Regions from separate parts of the Homo sapiens genome. Here region 2 is linked to region 1. A link is an interaction called in ENCODE POLR2A ChIA-PET data of the cell type or tissue named here. Cell type or tissue: A673. All regions are shown on one strand. Links, peaks and the distances in the headings refer to the core of each region. The heading gives the core; the rest is flanking DNA.

The links. ChIA-PET counts read pairs that join two places held together with the same protein. Peaks named below come from ENCODE experiments on the same cell type or tissue, not always from the same donor. Only the 100,000 strongest peaks of a DNase experiment are listed, where the experiment ranks them.
Region 2: POLR2A ChIA-PET joins it to region 1 with 5 read pairs; 1 of 35 experiments calls an interaction of 5 or more read pairs at or near these places.

What each region holds. Positions count from the first base shown.
Region 1 is chr17:48,913,704-48,916,203 of GRCh38, forward strand. UBE2Z (ubiquitin conjugating enzyme E2 Z) reads left to right here. Exons shown (of 7, transcript NM_023079.5): 4 at 2,373-2,484. Among named protein-coding and RNA genes, the nearest start is that of UBE2Z, 6.5 kb to the left of the region's middle. RefSeq lists an enhancer at 2,120-2,459. In A673, for the core only: no CTCF peak of the experiment used is centred there; no DNase peak of the experiment used is centred there; H3K27ac peaks cover 1,302 bases.
Region 2 is chr17:48,117,595-48,125,428 of GRCh38, forward strand. It overlaps SNX11 (sorting nexin 11), which reads left to right. Exons shown (of 7, transcript NM_013323.3): 5 at 1,110-1,205; 6 at 1,380-1,592; 7 at 3,641-6,007. The coding sequence ends at 3,914. Among named protein-coding and RNA genes, the nearest start is that of SNX11, 14 kb to the left of the region's middle. In A673, for the core only: no CTCF peak of the experiment used is centred there; a DNase peak (open chromatin) is centred at 5,717.

The DNA.
Region 1 (2,500 bases), core at 1-2,500:
TTTCAGAACCACTCTCTTGGGGTGTTAAGGCCTTATTTTCTCTCCTGAACAGGTTGAGAAAGGCTGCAGGTCTGTGCCATTCAAGATTTGGGGTGTCTTAATTTGAGTCTTGCAATAAGTTGCTTTGAAGGCAGTGGCGGTGGTGGTGGTGGTGATCATTATGGTTTCATTTTTGTTTTGTTTTGTTTGTTTTTGTTTTGTTTTGTTTTGTTGGTAGAGGCAGGTATCTCACTATGTTGCCCAGGCTGGTCTTGAATTCTTGTCCTCAAGCAGTCGTCCTCTTGTGGCTCCCAAAGCACTGGGGTTACAGGCATGAGCCTCCATGCCTGACCTGATTATAATATTTTAATAATGACAAATGTCTGAGATTGGAAATCACATTAGATATGAAATGAGTTTCTAGTGCATCTTCTTTCTGGATGCTTCTGAGGTTTTGCTTCATAGAGTTCCCATTTTAGTTGCCTTTGGGGGCTGAAAACTCAGTGTGGACATCTTCTCGCATATTTTGGATTGGTGTTTTTATAGTGGTCTGAACTTCTCTGGGACAGAGAACACGTGCAGGTTGAAGTTGAGAAAGTACCCCCAAACTGATTATTCTGTTTTCCTGCTATCCAACATGTTTCCAGGTTTGTGTGAGGGAAGAGCAGCATTTGAAATAAACTTAGAGACATGATTCATTTTTCTAGGACTTGCTCAGACCCAGGGATATGTTCTGCTGTGATTTTGGCAGTGAAGAAGTCTTTTAAAGGAGGTTGTCCTTAAAGAAGTACTTCATCTCGTTAGGGTACTTAATTAATTGTCTTTGCTGGTAGGCTAAAACCCATGATGATAAAGAAATTTAGTCGTTGCTTCTGTATGAAATTTGTTCGCGAAAGCGTGTCTCAAAGTAGGCTCTCCCTCATTGGGTCAATATAAAACTCTTTTGAGATACCAGCCACAGGACAGTGGGGTAAAAGTAGTAGAAGTGTGTTAGGTAGAAAAGGAGAAGCTGCCCTGAAATTGAAAATTTGCCATAAAGAATCACAGAGTAGAAAATTTCAGCCGGGTGCGGTGGCTCACACCTGTAATCCCAGCACTTTGGGAGGCCGAGGCGGGTGGATCACCTGAGGTCAGGAGTTCGAGACCAGCCTAGCCTGGCGAAACCCCGTCTCTACTAAAAATACAAAAATTAGCCAGGCATGGTGGCGCATGCCTCTAGTCCCAGCTACTCGGGAGGCTGAGGCACAAGAATTGCTTGAACCTGGGAGGCAGAGGTTGCAGTGAGCCAAGATCACGCCACTGCACTCCAGCCTGGGTGACAGAGGGAGACTTTGTCTCAAAAAAGAAAGAAAAGAAAATTCTTAGGTGTTCCTAGTTGACTGTATTAGCTTTATCAGCCATGTTTTTTTTTTCCTCTTTACCTAGAAAACAATGTTGGGCTGACTTACTGACAAAAGAAATTTAACGAGAGTTGACTCTGTTGTAAAGCTTCAGAGAGCAGTAGGTCTAGAGTTCCTGGGGGAGCAAAGCTGAAAAGATAGAGGCACTTAAGAGCAGTCCCCAGTGAAGTTACTATTAGGCATTACTGACTTGGGCTTTCCTCAAGTACAGCAGGGAAACAGAAGCAGGCAGTCAACTTGAACAAGCCAGTCCTGGCTTAGGTTGTGTTCGGCTTCCAGCTCCGGTGCCATCTCTTCAATTAATTGAGCTAAAAATAAATGTCATTAACATCCAAGCTGTCCCCTCCCCCTAATACTTGGTTGGGTTTATGAAAGAGAGGAGCAATTTTGGTATTTGACGTTTTCCATATATTATTTTCAGACCTTCCACTGTCTGGAAGCACCCCTTATTCTCTTCCTGTTCTTTGGAAGAGTTGTGTAGTCTTAAGAGAATTTGACACTCCTTGGGGGTTTGATACAGAACTGGATCCCCAATAGCCCCACCACATGGCCTCTAACCAGATGGCTTCAGTCACCTGTGTCCCTTTATGCTCAACTTCCCTCTCCCCTCACTAACTCCATCACCACCCATAAACAAGCTCTTTGAGATCCACGGAGATTAACATTTAGACAACTTTGGAGCTAATTGCTTACCTAATTTCTTTTGTTTTGATTGTCGTAACTGTTTCTAGTACAAAGAAAATCCCTTCAAAGTTACATAGCTTGCTATTACCTGTTCTTTTGCCCCCCCCCCTTGATTTGAGGATTAGGCAATTGACTGATTTCTGGTGAAATCAGAACATGAGCATGAGACAGAGGCTGGGAAATTCCAGAGTATTAATAGTGAAAGAGAAACTTATGGTGAGTCACTTATGGTGGTGTTGCCGGGCCCCAGGGTACTTGTTCCCTATTCTTTCTCTGCCTCACCCTCCATTCCTTCTGATGTGTTTACAGTACATGGACTGGACCTGCCTGGAGCCCAGCCCAGAGCATCTCCTCAGTGCTCATCTCTATCCAGTCCCTGATGACTGAGAACCCCTATCACAATGAGCCCGGCTTTGAACAGGTAAGGCCAGATGGGC
Region 2 (7,834 bases), core at 4,371-6,870, 790 kb before region 1:
TCGCCCAAGCTGGTCTTGAACTCCTGAGCTCAAGTGATCTGCCCACCTCGGCCTCCCAAAGTGCCAGGATTACAGGCATGAACCATGGCACCAAGCTGGGAGTGGGTTTCATAAACAACATAGTGTGGCTCGGCTTGGTGGCTCACACATGTAATTCCAGTGCTTTGGGAGGTTAAGGAAGGAGGATCACTTGAGGCCAGGAGTTTGAGACCAGCCTGGGCAACAGAGCAATACTGTCTCTACAGATACATAAGTAAACAAATAAATAAATTAGGTGCACACAGTGGCACGTACCGGTAGTCATAGTTATTCTGGGAGGCTGATGCAGGAGGATTACTTCATCCCAGGAATTTGAGGCTGCGGCGAGCTATGCTCACGTTTATGCTACTGCACTCCAGCCTGGGCAACCTGGAGAGAGCAGCTTGGAAAGCAATACCTTGTCTCTAAAATCAAACAGACAAAAATAATGTATCAGCATGGGTTTTATAGTCATAGATCTGGTTCTGATATGAGCTTTGCTGCTTATTAGCTGTGTAACAGTGAGACATTTACTTAACTTCTCTGATCTGAAGTGAGTTAATATCTTTCTCACGGGGTTTTGGGATGACTAAATGAAATCATGTTTATAAAACATTTAGCACAGTCTGGCTTGACACTTGGCATGCAGTCAATGTTAGCACCACCCCTTATTAAAAGCTAATTGGGGCCAGGCACGGTGGCTCATGCCTGTAATCCCAGCACTTTGGGAGGCCGAGGCAGGCAGGGATCACGAGGTCAGATCAAGACCATCCTGGCTAACATGGTGAAACCCCGTCTCTATTAAAAATACAAAAAATTAGCTGGGTGTGGTGGCCTGCACCTGTAATCCCAGTTACTCGGGAGGCTGAGGCAGAGAACTGCTTGAACCCGGGAGGCAGACGTTGCAGTAAGCCGAGATTGTACCACTGCACTTCAGCCTGGGCGACAGAGCGAGACTCCATCTCAAAAAAAAAAAAAAAAGCTATTTGTATTGATTAGACCTCTTTTTAAGGGATTTCCTTGATCAGAGGCCGGAATGACTATCTTAGATGTTACACTTATCATGGGTGTTATATCATGTGGCTGCACAGGCCTGTTCCTGAACTTCCTGGGAAGTCAACCTTCTTCGGCACCTCAGATGAGTTCATTGAGAAGCGACGACAAGGTCTGCAGCACTTCCTTGAAAAGTGAGTGGACAGAACGGCTGGTGCTGGCCACCAAGGGTGGAGGCAGGGGTGGAGGAATGTGCCAGGCAGGATGGAGCTCCCTGCTCAGGTAGCCAGAAGTTCTTAAGAGGATGGGGAATGGAGAGCAGTTCCTCAGGGTGATGCTCTGTGTTGTGCTACCTGTGTTTTTCCCAGGGTCCTGCAGAGTGTGGTTCTCCTGTCAGACAGCCAGTTGCACCTATTCCTGCAAAGCCAGCTCTCGGTGCCTGAGATAGAAGCCTGTGTCCAGGGCCGAAGTACCATGACTGTGTCTGATGCCATTCTTCGATATGCTATGTCAAACTGTGGCTGGGCCCAGGAAGAGAGGCAGAGCTCTTCTCACCTGGCTAAAGGAGACCAGCCTAAGAGGTAACTGGAGTACTCTTTGAGATAGCAGGGGCTAGGTTTGCTATAACCTGGACCAGAGAGGTGTCCATTTGTTAGGGAAAGTAATGTCATAGCATTGGTAGCCTTTCACAACCTTTCTTGTTCTTTGGGTGCGTGGCTTTCTATCCAGGTGGGTCTGTGTTAACCCACCACTGGGTAGCAGGGGCTCCTACTGAAACCTGGGGAGAAAGAAGGGAAAGCTTTCTCATTTATTCGGTTTTTTATTCCTCCTCCCTCCCTTTTTATTTATTTATTTTTTTGTGTGGAGACGGACGCTCACTCTTTCACCCAGGCTGGAGTGCAGTGGCGTGATCTCGGCTCACTGCAACCTCTGCCTCCTGGGTTCAAGCGATTCTCCTGCCTCAGCTTCCTGAGTAGCTGGGATTACAGGCAAGTGCCACCACACCTGGCTAAGTTTTGTATTTTTAGTAGAGACGGGATTTTGCCATGTTGGCCAGGCTGGTCTCAAACACCTGACCTTAGGTGATCCGCCTGCCTCTGCCTCCCAAAGTGCTAGGATTATTGGCATAAGCCTGGCCTAATAGCTTTATTGACACACAATTTACCTGCCATAAAGTTTACCTTTTTAGATACAGTTCAGTAGTTTTTAATATAGTCACAGGGTTGTATAACTGTCAGCCACCACAGTCAATTTTAGAACATTTTCATCACCCCGAAAGAAACCCTGTACCCATGAGTAGTGACTCCCCTGTCCTTCCCTCCCCCCCAGCTCCTGGCAACCACTAGTCTACTTTCTCTGTCTATGCATTTGTCTATTTTGGACATTTACACAAATGGAGTCATATGATTTGTGGTCTTTTGTAACTGGCTTTTTTCATCTAACAATGTTTTCAAGGTTCATTTGTATTTTATCATGTGTCATTACTTCATTACTGTTTTTTTCTCTTTTTTTCCCCCATTTTTATGGCTAAATAGCAGTCCATTTATATGGTGCTATATACCACATTTTGTTTATCCATTCACTTGCATTTATCTGTTTTTTTTTTTTTTTTTTTTTTTGAGACAGAGTCTTGCTCTGTTACCCAGGCTGGAATGCAGTGGCATGATCTCGGCTCACTGCAACCTCCGCCTCCCAGGTTCAAGCAACTCTTCTGCCTCAGCCTCCCTAGTAGCTGGGATTACAGGCACCTGCCACCACACCCAGCTAAGTTTTTGTATTTTTAGTAGAGATAGGGTTTCACCATGTTGGCCAGGCTGGTCTCGAACTCCTGACCTCAGGTGATCCACCCGTTTCAGCCTCCCAAAGTGCTGGGATTACAGGTGTGAGCCATCGCACCTGGCCTTTTTTTTTTTTTTTTTTTTGAGATGGAGTCTTGCTCTGTTGCCCAGGCTGGAGTGCAGTGGCACGATTCAGCTCACTGCAAGCTCTGCCTCCCGGGTTCACACCATTCTCCTGCCTCAGCCTCCCGAGTAGCTGGGACTACAGGCGCCCGCCACCATGCCCGGCTAATTTTTTTTGTATTTTTAGTAGAGACGGGGTTTCACCGTGTTAGCCAGGATGGCCTCCATCTCCTGACCTCGTGATCTGCCCACCTCGGTCTCCCAAAGTGCTGGGATTACAGGCGTGAGCCACCACGCCCGGCCTCTTTTTTATTTTTTTAAATTGAGATAGGGTTTCACCAGGTTACCCAGGTTGGTCTCCACCTCCCAGACTCAAATAATTCACCATGCCCAGCCATTTTTTTTTTTTTTAATCGGGCAGCCTCCTGAGTCAGAACAGGCTCAGAGAGACTTCCCTTTCTGTTCATTTTTGTTTATATGTTCATACTTTTTTTTCTGAGACAGAGTCTCACTCTGTTGCCCAGGCTGAAGTGCAGTGGTGTAATCATAACTCACTGCAGCCTTGACCTCCAAGGCTCAAGCAATCTTCTGGCCTCAGCTTCCTGAGTAGTTGGGATTACAGGCACATGCCAACATCCCTGGCTAATTTATTTTTTTGTAGAGACGGAGTCTCCCTATGTTACCCAAGCTGTTCATACCTTTCTTTTCCCTTTCCCACTCTTTTCCAGTTGCTGCTTTCTTCCAAGATCGGGTAGGAGGAGCTCTCCCTCACCGCCTCCCAGTGAAGAAAAGGACCATTTAGAAGTGTGGGCTCCAGTTGTTGACTCTGAGGTTCCTTCCTTGGAAAGTCCCACTCTCCCACCCCTCTCCTCACCATTATGCTGTGATTTTGGAAGACCCAAAGAGGGAACCTCCACTCTTCAGTCTGTGAGGAGGGCTGTGGGAGGAGATCATGCTGTGCCTTTGGACCCTGGTCAGTTAGAAACAGTTTTGGAAAAGTGAGCTCTGGGTTCTGCTCTGAGATGGTCAGAGAAGATGCGGGCCAGGAGACTTACTCAGGTGGGACTGGGCACAGGGCAGGTATGTGGGAGGCTGGGCTGCTTAGTGTCTTCTAGTCACCTCTGCTTGGGCTGATTGACAGAGGTCAGTCATTACAGCCCCTTATGCCTCTTCCATGGGAACAAATACTGTGCAGATGTTTGTAAGTTAAACATAAGACACAGGGGCTGTTGCTTTTGAACAGAACCCTATATTACTCTCCTGGGATCTGAGTTTCTGCAGGTCATTTGTATGTAGGACCAGGAGTATCTCCTCAGGTGACCAGTTTTGGGGACCCGTATGTGGCAAATTCTAAGCTGCCATATTGAACATCATCCCACTGGGAGTGGTTATGTTGTATCCCCATCTTGGCTGGCTTCAGTTTTTGCTGTAGCCCTAGAGCACTTTGTTTGTGGGAGGCTGGCCTCTTGCCTACCTCCTTGCATGGACAGGGGGATGAATATTTACTTTCCCACCTCCTTGCTTTTTCTTTCACTGATACCACTGAATGGAACTGGTGCTGTGACTCCTGCTGCTGGGGATTTATGTCCCGAGACCTTAGCCTGGCTGAGTGGAGCCTGAGACCTGCACAACAGCTCATGGTCATGCATGAGAGAGAAGTGGCTGGCCACAGCCAGAGGGAACAGTAACAGCCCAGGGGCCTTTATTTTGGGAAAGGCTGTCCCGGGCTGTTACTGTCTCTTCTGGTTATAAAGCAGACATGTGGCCATCTTTTCCGCAGGGTTAGAGTGGGCTCCTTTCTTTTTGGAATCCTTTTCTTCTCCTTTGGTAGCAGCTCCCTGCCTCCAGGGCTTCCGCCACCAGCGTCTCTGCTGTGTTGCGCAGTGCAGTGGGGTGCAAGGGCTTTGTTTCTGCCTGCCTGAAAGAGAGGGCTCTGGGGATGGAGATGAGAAACAACACGCTCTCCTTCAGACAATGAGGCATTCTGTCCTCCTGCTGCCATTCTTCATCTCCACTGAGAGCCAGAGCTGGTAGGAGCCGAGTGCCACAGGCATTCTGCATTGCTCTACTCTTAGGTTTGTGTGTGTGATCCTTCCCCTCCCTGTCGCCCACTCCTCCCTCCTCTGGCTATCCTACCCTGTCTGTGGGCTCTTTTACTACCAGCCTATGCTGTGGGACTGTCATGGCATTTAGTTCAGAGTGGAGGGGCTTTGGCCTGAAATAAAATGCAAGTATTTAAGATTGTTGTTGCAATTTGTGTCTAACAAGCTGTAGCAGAGAAGGAGGGAGTGAGCGCTGGCAGTATTTCCTTTCATAAATCATGAATTTATCAGTGTGGAAATAATGCTTCAGAACTGTGCTCTGTAGCCCTCCTGCATTGTGTGTGCAGCTCAAGTTCACCACTGGAGGAAGGATTGTCTTCCAAAGAGCTGGGATCCAACTCTTCTCACAGTTCTGGGCGTGAACCTTGTTAGGTATAATTTACCTGATGCTGCTTCCATCCTCGCAGTCTGTCTGAGGTGCCAGGTGCTGAAAGAGAAATAAAGTTTGTCAACAGGCAGATGCAAAGCCCTGGCTGGTATTCATCCCTCTTTCCTGCCCGCCTCCCCTGGGTCTCTCCTTTATATGATGCAGCAGAGCAAGGCGAGGATAGAAAACCTACAGAGGCAAATCCAAAATGTCAGAAGAAGTTCATTTAAAAGGGGAAAAAAACTCCATGTGCAACCCTCACAAAAACCCGACAGATGCTAAGCTAATGGCATCCGCTCTGCCGATTGGTGGGGATGGCTCATGAATATTAATGAGCCCAATGCTCCAAATGGTGCAGCTGTGAACCCAGCTGTGCCTGAAGCTCTCTGATCTCGAAACTTCCAGACAGGAGCTGGAGGTGGTCTGTGTCAATTCCCTACTCAGCCAAAAAAACAGCAAGCTGGGTTGGCCTTCTTCTGTTTGCTCCTTTTCTTCCTGGAGTTGGTGCTCAGCAGCTAGTTCTGCCAGCCGGCTAGGCTGCTGGGACAGCAGGAGCCATTCAAAGACATGGATGTGATTTTTCTGACTCCCAGCTTTTTTAATGATCCATTAGCAGCATGCATACAACAGCACCTCAGTTAATCTAAGGCCAGGCACCATCTCTTTTCAGTCTCTCTCTTAACTGAGTATAGGCCTTGGAAGGAGAAGTCCTAGGAAGGAAAGCACTTTTCTAATAATACAAGCCTAGGGTCATCCGAAAAATAGCGCACATGAGTTTTCCTCTCCATCCAGATAGTGCCATAGGCCCCTCTTCTGTTTTGCTCTGTCCCTGCGTGTGCCCAGGTCTAGCCACTGTGGCCAGATGACCTCTATGAAAGATGGAGGATTAGCTGTGGGGAGTGGCTCATTGAGCTGTTTTGTAGGATAAAAATATTTTGTTTAGAATTTAGTTTTGAGTCAAGTTCTGTCCTGATGTAGTCACCTTTCTTCTGTCAGATACCTCCATGGCCCACATCTAGTCATCCATTACCCAGGATGACTGATTCCAAGCTTGTGGAGGTTGTTTGGTGGGAGGAAATGTGTTTGTGTGTGAGGGGGGTGTTTTCTTACATTAAAATACTAAGTTTTATAAACATAATTTTATTGGCCCTTCTCAGTGCCTAGCAAGGAAGGTAGGTTAGGTATATGCTCCTTTTTTCGTTGAGGAAACTGAGCTCAATGTTTTTGTGTGTGTTTTTTTATTTGTTTGTTTGTTTGTTTTGAGATGGGCAGCCTTTGCTGCCCAGGCTGGAGTGCAGTGGTACAATCTCGGCTCACTGCAACCTCCACCTCCCGGGGTCAAGCAGTTCTCCTGCCTCAGCCTCTAGAGTAGCTGGGATTACAGGGGCCTGCTACCACACCCAGCTAATTTTTGTATTTTTATTTTTATTTTATTTATTATGATTATTTTTTGACATGGACTCTTGCTCTGTTGCCAGGCTGGAGTGCAGTGGCGCCATCTTGGCTCACTGCAACCTACACCTCCCGGGTTCAAGTGATTCTCCTGCCTCAGCCTCCCGAGTAGCTAGGACTACAGGCACGTGCCACCACGTCCAGCTAATTTTTGTATTTTTAGTAGAGACGGGGTTTCACCATGTTAGCCAGGATGGTCTTGATCTCTTGACCTCATGTTCCACCTGCCTCAGTCTCCCAAAGTGCTGGGATTATAGGCGTGAGCCACCACGTTTGGCAATTTTTGTATTTTTAGTAGAGACGGGGTTTCACCATGTTGGCCAGGCTGGTCTTGAACTCCTGACCTCAAGTGATCCGCCTGCCTCAGCCTCCCAAAGTGCTCGGATTACAGGCGTGAGCCACTGTGCCCAGCCAAGTGTGGTTTTTTAAAAAGCATGTTTTTAGATGATGGTGGAATATGTTCACATGAGAGATACTTTCCAAGCTCTGTGAGACAAGTCCCCTACCACTCCAAAAAAGAAAAAGTCTACCACTACATTCAAGGAAAAAAACAACAACCCTGCAGGGCTTTTCAGAATTGTTCTCAGAAATCAGAGCTCTTTCACAGTTCTTAGTTTTCTCATGCTAAGGCCTTACATCCATACTACCGAGTCCAAGGTACCTCCTATCCTCTCTGTTAGCTTTGCTTGGGAGGTGATAATGACTTTTTTTTTTTTTTTTTTTTGAGATGGAGTTTTGCTCTGTTGCCCAGGGTAGAGTGCAGTAGCATGATCTCGGCTCTCTGCAAACTTCACCTCCCGGGTTCAAGTGATTCTCCTGCCTCAGCCTCCTGAGTATCTGGGACTACAGGTGTCCACCACCACGCCTGGCTAATTTTTGTATTTTTATTAGAGATGGGATTTCACCATGTTGGCCAGGCTGGTCTCAAACTCCTGACCTCGGGTGATCTGCCCTCCTTGGCCTCCCAAAGTGCTGAGATTACAGGTGTTAGCCACTGAGTC